Linked DNA regions of Homo sapiens: region 1 is linked to region 2. Evidence: chromatin contacts called from ENCODE Hi-C or POLR2A ChIA-PET data. All regions are on one chromosome and are shown on one strand. Each heading gives the region's core, a stretch centred on a gene start or an enhancer-like site at or near the end of the contact. The rest is flanking DNA. Distances are from core to core; before and after follow the strand shown.

Evidence for each region. A loop is a pair of places that touch in the nucleus more often than their neighbours do. ChIA-PET counts read pairs that join two places held with the same protein, here RNA polymerase II (POLR2A). Pooled maps may share reads with other maps.
Region 1: a map of CD8-positive, alpha-beta T cell shows a loop between it and region 2 (4-fold over the local background). The contact joins the promoter of ZFAND2B here to the promoter of TTLL4 in region 2. A Hi-C loop is called at or near these places in 2 of 168 maps with a recorded cell type or tissue (CD8-positive, alpha-beta T cell and naive thymus-derived CD4-positive, alpha-beta T cell), 4 of 37 single-sample maps with no recorded cell type and 13 of 50 pooled maps. POLR2A ChIA-PET finds 5 or more read pairs at or near these places in 2 of 52 experiments (HEK293T and Panc1).

The regions. Positions count from the first base shown.
Region 1 is chr2:219,204,979-219,208,031 of GRCh38, reverse strand. ZFAND2B (zinc finger AN1-type containing 2B) reads right to left here and starts at 1,250. Exons shown (of 9, transcript NM_138802.3): 1 at 990-1,250; 2 at 611-705; 3 at 253-384; 4 at 1-145. The coding sequence starts at 1,044. RefSeq lists enhancers at 1-291, 1,409-1,658 and a silencer at 959-1,358.
Region 2 is chr2:218,709,401-218,712,190 of GRCh38, reverse strand. TTLL4 (tubulin tyrosine ligase like 4) reads right to left here and starts at 1,356. Exons shown (of 20, transcript NM_014640.5): 1 at 1,154-1,356. LOC124907983 (a long non-coding RNA gene) reads left to right here and starts at 707. Exons shown (of 2, transcript XR_007088089.1): 1 at 707-971; 2 at 2,105-2,589. RefSeq lists silencers at 965-1,014, 1,025-1,074 and an enhancer at 1,455-1,554.

The sequences.
Region 1 (3,053 bases), core at 1-2,500, 500 kb before region 2:
GGCTGGTTGGGTGCCCCTCCCCAGAGCAATCATGGTCCAGTGGATGCCGGTGCTTGATGCAGAAGTTTCGGCTACAGCGTTCACAGGTCAGTTTCATCATTTCTCGCTGCCGGCAGCCAGCGCGTTCACACTTATTGGTGAAGATCTGAGGTGAAGTGAGAAGGTTGTCTCTGCTGAGACTCTGATTAGCTGTTTGGGTTTCCAGGCATCCGTAGTCCCAGCTGGGTTGTGGCTGACCCCTACAATGTTTACCTTACGTTTTTGCTGTGCTGGATCAGAGCGACAGTCTCTGTCAATGTGCTCTCCCACAGCACGGTCAGGGGGCTCCCCTCTGGCCACAGGCACAGGCACATTACAGAGAGGGCACACAGGTACCTGGATATCCTGTAGTCAAGGAGCAAGGGTCAGTCTGTGGCCCACTCCAGTCCAACAAATCTCTGGTCCTGAAAGAACTTGGATATGACCCACCACAAACACGCAAAAAAACAGTGTTTCCCAGCACTGACAGCCTCAGAAGGACAAAAGGGAGAAGAAACGTGAGACACAGATTTGGGGGATTCTGCACGCATTCTCCATCTGCCTGCTTTCACCCTGAGGATCGCCCCCTCACCTTTTGGTAAGCAGATCCACAGTGATGCTGGGCGTAGGCCACATGGTCTGCGCAGAAGATGCCTGAGCAGGCATCACACTTAAGCGGCAGAAAATCTGCAAAGAGTTGGTCGGATTGCAGGTCCAGCGGGACCTCGATGTCCTTCTCTCTCACTCAAGTCTTCCACTCGGGAAGGAAAACGCCACCCTATTTTCGACACACCGCCCCTTCCCAAGCCCATTACCTCCTTGGCCACGCCCCCTCTGCCGCTGACCACCCCCCCCCAGCTTCAAGCCCCGCCCCCCGGCATTGCCAGCCTGGGAGCCCACCCTTCCCTCCCAACCTGCGGTTCAAAGTCCCTGTCCGCTGGGCCCCGCCCCCCGCGCGCTCCGCCCCTCACCCAAGCGCTGACAGCTCGGCTCCGAACAGTGAGCGCCGAGGTCCGGAAACTCCATCGCCAAGCCGGGCAGGGTCTGCTAGGAGAAGCGACGAGTGCTGAGCGTCTTTAGGGCTCGTGCTCGAAGTCCGCACCGCGACCCCGCACTCTGGCGGGCTCCCTGCCCCGCCCCTTCCTCTCCCCCGCCCAGCCCGGGTTACCGGAGCCCCCGCGCCAGCCGGCCCCCGGCGCCCGCTCCTCCCTCGGCGCGCGCGGCGCGCTGACGTCATCCCGCAGGGCTGGCGCGTCCGGCGCAGTCTCCGGGCAGCCGGGGAGGGCCTCGGTTGAGCCCCGCCCCGCCTCGCCTTGCTCTAGAAGGCTGAGTCGGAAGACTGTCCCGAGGCGAGAGGGTGTTGATGCGCGGCTCCGCCACCCTGGGCGCGGGCGTAGCTCCGCAGAGGAAGGCCAGCGAAGGCAAAGACGGATATCTTGGGGGATGGAAGGCTGGGTGGTTTGGGGTCTTTCACAATTCGGTCCTTAGCCCGCTTCACACACGATGCCCTCCTCCTGGCCATTTTGTTCACGGCCACGGCTGCCCTTCGCCTCCACGAGCTGACAGCTCCTGTATTTCTCTGAAGTACAGACGTCTCTAGAGCTGCAGATCCCTCCTCAGTCTGAACTAGGCGCACCTGCTATGTGATCTTACTTCTTCCATTCTAGCACCCATATCACTAATGCGACCAACCCCTATATGAGCATACTGGGAAATCAGGAACCACGTCTACCTTGTTTCGTGTTAGGTCCCAGCACCTAACAGTGCCTAGAACAGTGTGGTCCTCAGTCTTTAGTGTGAATCCAAATCGCCTACGGAGCTAGTTTAAAATGCGGATTTCCGGGCCCTGGAGCTTCTAATTCAGTAGGAAGCACCTGAAGGAATTCTGACACAGATTGCCATGCACCACACTCTGAAAAACCCTAGCCTAGAATATTCTTAGTAATTATTGAATGTAGCCAGGACTACAGGCACAAGCCACCGTGCTCAGCTAATTTTTAATTTTGTAGAAATGGGGTTGGGGAGGGGTCTCTCTTTGTTGCCCAGATTGGTCTCGAACTCCTGGCCTTAAGTGATCCTCCTGCCTTGGCCTCCCAAAGTGCTGGGATTACAGACGTGAGCCACCACACCTGACCAATATAATTTTTTTTTTTTTGAGACACAGTGTCACTCTTGTCACCCAGGCTGGAGTGCAGTGGCATGATCTCGGCTCACTGCAACCTCTGCTTCCCGGGTTCAAGCGATTCTCCTGCCTCAGCCTCCCAAGTAGTTGGGACTACAGGTGCACACCACTGCGTCCAGCTAATTTTTGTATTTTTAGAGACGGCGTTTCACCATGTTGCCCAGGCTGGTCTCGAACTCCTGACCTCGTGATCTGCCCGCCTCGGCCTCCCAAAGTGCTGGGATTACAGGCATGAGCCACCACTCCCAGCCAATATTCTTTTTATTTTAAATTGCATCCAGGACTTTATAAATGCTTTTATTTTGTTTCAATATATAACTGTCAGATTTCAAATAATTTTTTCCCAGTCTCATTATAATCATTTGGTTCTAAGAATTTTGTTTATTCATTTTTTTTCCTCTCTATATTCATCAGTACAATTTAGAATTGTAGGCTTCCAGTCCCGGCATGGTGGCTGACGCTTGTAATTTCAGCACTTTGGGAGGCTGACGCAGGAGGATCGCTTGAGCCTAGGAGTTCCAGCCTGGGCAACATAGTGAGACCCTGTCTCTACAAAAATAGAAAGAATTGTAGGCTTTCAGTTTGGAGAAACGTGTATGGAGCAGACTAAACAAAGATAAACACTGCCTCTCTCCCCACTCCCACTTTACAAATGCTCAGATAACCAAAGCCTTGTGGAACTCAAAAAATAAAAATCTTCGGATCTCATTTTTGAGCATGAGCCAGAATGCTTGAAGTGCAAATGTAGTCATTTGTTCTTATGTTGCTATACAGAAATACCTCGCTAGGCATGGTGGCTCATGCCTGTAATCCCATCCCTCGGAGGCCAAGGTGGGAGGGTCACTCGAGTCCA
Region 2 (2,790 bases), core at 107-2,606:
GGCTCCCTCCAAATCTAGCCCAGGTCTGTCAAACTGTTTCCAGTTCTCTTTTCAGGACTTGCTGTCCCTTTCCTAAAGCCACTGTGTATCTGGAATGTCCTCCCACCTCTCTATTCGCAGAAAACACTTGATAATTTTTCAAGGATTGATTCAGTCCAATATAAGTAGCTGCTAACTTTCTGAGCACAAAGTGGGTGGTTTAAATGCAAACAGTGTCTCAGTATTCAGTGCAAGAAACAGAAGGATGGGATGGAACACTGTCCCAAAGGGTCCCCCAAATGCTAAATCAACAGGTGCTGCAGTTAAAGAATAGGTGATTTGTAGTATCTGAGAAAGCAAAGAAGATTTCATCAAGGAAGGATTAAAATATTTCCGAGATCCAGAATGGGAATGTGAAGACCAGGAGGAATGGCAATAATGTCGTTTTCTAAGTAAGTCCGGATTAAGTATTTCCTGTTCTATCACAGCACACACCACAGTATGGCAAATGCTCGTTTACTTGATTAATAATCTCCTAGACTGTAAATTCCGTGAAAACATGCTTGTCCTATTAGCCACTCTATCCCCTCAATCCCTCCCATTGTACCCAGGCTCATTAAATATTTGTCAATGTTTACTAAAAATTGTTTAGTGAATGATTAAATAAAGGAATTGATGAATGAAGAATTAAATTCCACAGGATCTCAGATCCTGTTTGAATCTGTGGAGTTTAGGAACGTATTCTTCTACAGATACTGAGGATGGAGAAGTGAAAAAGCAGATATCCATGTTAAATTCGGCCCTGGAGCCTGCGAGGAGCTTGGGCTCACACCCAGAGGGAATTTAAACCTCAGCGCGGCAGGACAGAGGAAGCTCGGAGGCCATAACTAGGGGATGAGGCAGTGTTCGGGCACCCGGAGGCGAGGCCGACTAAGTTCGCGGGGCGTGGCGGAGAGGAGAAGGGCTCCGAGGAGGCGCGAAGTCCCGGCCGGGTAGGAGGCCGCGGCTCCCTGGCCTCCCGGGGGATGAGAGGTGGCGGGAGGAAGCGGGGCTAGGGTGAGAGTGGCCGGAGGGCTGGGGACCCGCGCGAAAGGACTCAGGTAGAGGGAGGTCGGGAGCGTGGGACCGGCGGAGTGTCTGGGGTCGGCTCCCCTGGCTCCGCAGCCGCACTCACCTAGGGGATCCAGCTTCGCCCCGGCTCGGCACCGGCTCCACGCTACTTCCTCCCTCGGCCTGCTGGGCTACCCGGCAGCCTCAGGCGCCCCTAGCAACCACGCACCGCCACGCGTGACAAGCGCACTCGGCCGCCAGCGCCGCTGCCGCCTGCCACACACCGCGCGCGCCCCCAGCGGACAGACCGAGAGTCTGGAAGAAGAGGGCGGGAGGCAAGCGCGGGGAATCTCGGGGGTTCTGGGGCCTGTAGGGGCGGGTCGTCACCTGACTCGCGCACGCGCAGTCCCTTCAGTGCGGTGGGATCCGGCGAGCGGAATTCTGGGAGATGTAGTCCCGTGGTTAAAGCTCTGAAAGGCTCCATTCGGAGCATCCAGGACTCTCTCTTTCTACTCTAATTCCACCTACTCCCTATGGACTGTTTTCTTTTTTAGAGACAGAATCTCGCTCTGTCGCCCAGGCTGGAGTGCAGCGACGTGATCATAGCTCACTGCGAACTTGAACTCCTGCTCAAGCGATCCGCCCGCCCCCAGCCTTCCGAGTAGCTGGGACTACAGGCACGCCACCATGCTGGGCTATTTTTAAATTTTTTTTCTCAGGACAGGGTCTCACTATGTTACCCAGACTGGTCTTAAACTCTTGGCCTCAAGTGATCCTCCTGCATCAGCCTCCTGGTCGCTGGGATTACAACGGGAGCCCCCACGCCTGGCCTGGACTCTTTGGCCTTGCCTCAATTGAAAATCAAAGGGCCCAGGCTCAGTTGAAGGATTTCTAGAAAAAGCCTTTGAGTTTGACCGCAGGAAAGGGGAGATTGCCCGATTCACTCTGCCTCCCTCTAACCCATCCTTCCCTAACCCCAACCCACCCAGCGGGGCAAAATTAAAACCACCTGCCTGCTTTATGGGCTTCAAGTGTGAACGTTAGGAAATACTGACTCAATTCCTTATCTCGTTAGCTCCCCAGGCAAGCCAGATCGCGCTCCTGCCTCAGATGTCCGTAGACCTGAGAGATTTGGAGATCTAAGAAAGCTGGAAGATGAAAGGATCTTTCCTAGGCAATTGGCTACAGAAATAAAGGGGACAAAGATAAAACTAATCTGATGAAAACAGTCTGGACCAGAGGAAGGATCTCAATAAATAACTTATTTAGTCAACAGTCGTTGATGGATGCTAAAAGTATTAGATAATTTATGGGAGAATTTTACACTGAAGGATGTACACTGAAGATAACCTACATGTACTAATCAATCTTAGATCACGAAACATGGGACAGCTGAGCATTGTTTCTTGATGTGATGCAATTGAACAGAAATATTTATGAAGTATAGCGTATTTTTGTAAAAAAAAAAGTTGAGTGACTCTAATCAAGTTTTGGCTGTAATTTCCAGTTAACAAGAAATAAAGAGAAACAACTGTATAACACTACAAGAAAGCAATCAAACAAATCCAGAATGTGAGCCAATGTACAGAATAAATGACCTCTTCTTCCTTCAACAATTTTAGGGTATAAAAATGAGGAGAGATGTTTTAGATTATAAGAGATTTAAGAAATATATTCAAATGTTGGCCAGGTACAGTGGCTCACACTTGTAATCCCAACACTCTGAGGATCACTTGAGGTCAGGAGTTCAAGACCAGCCTG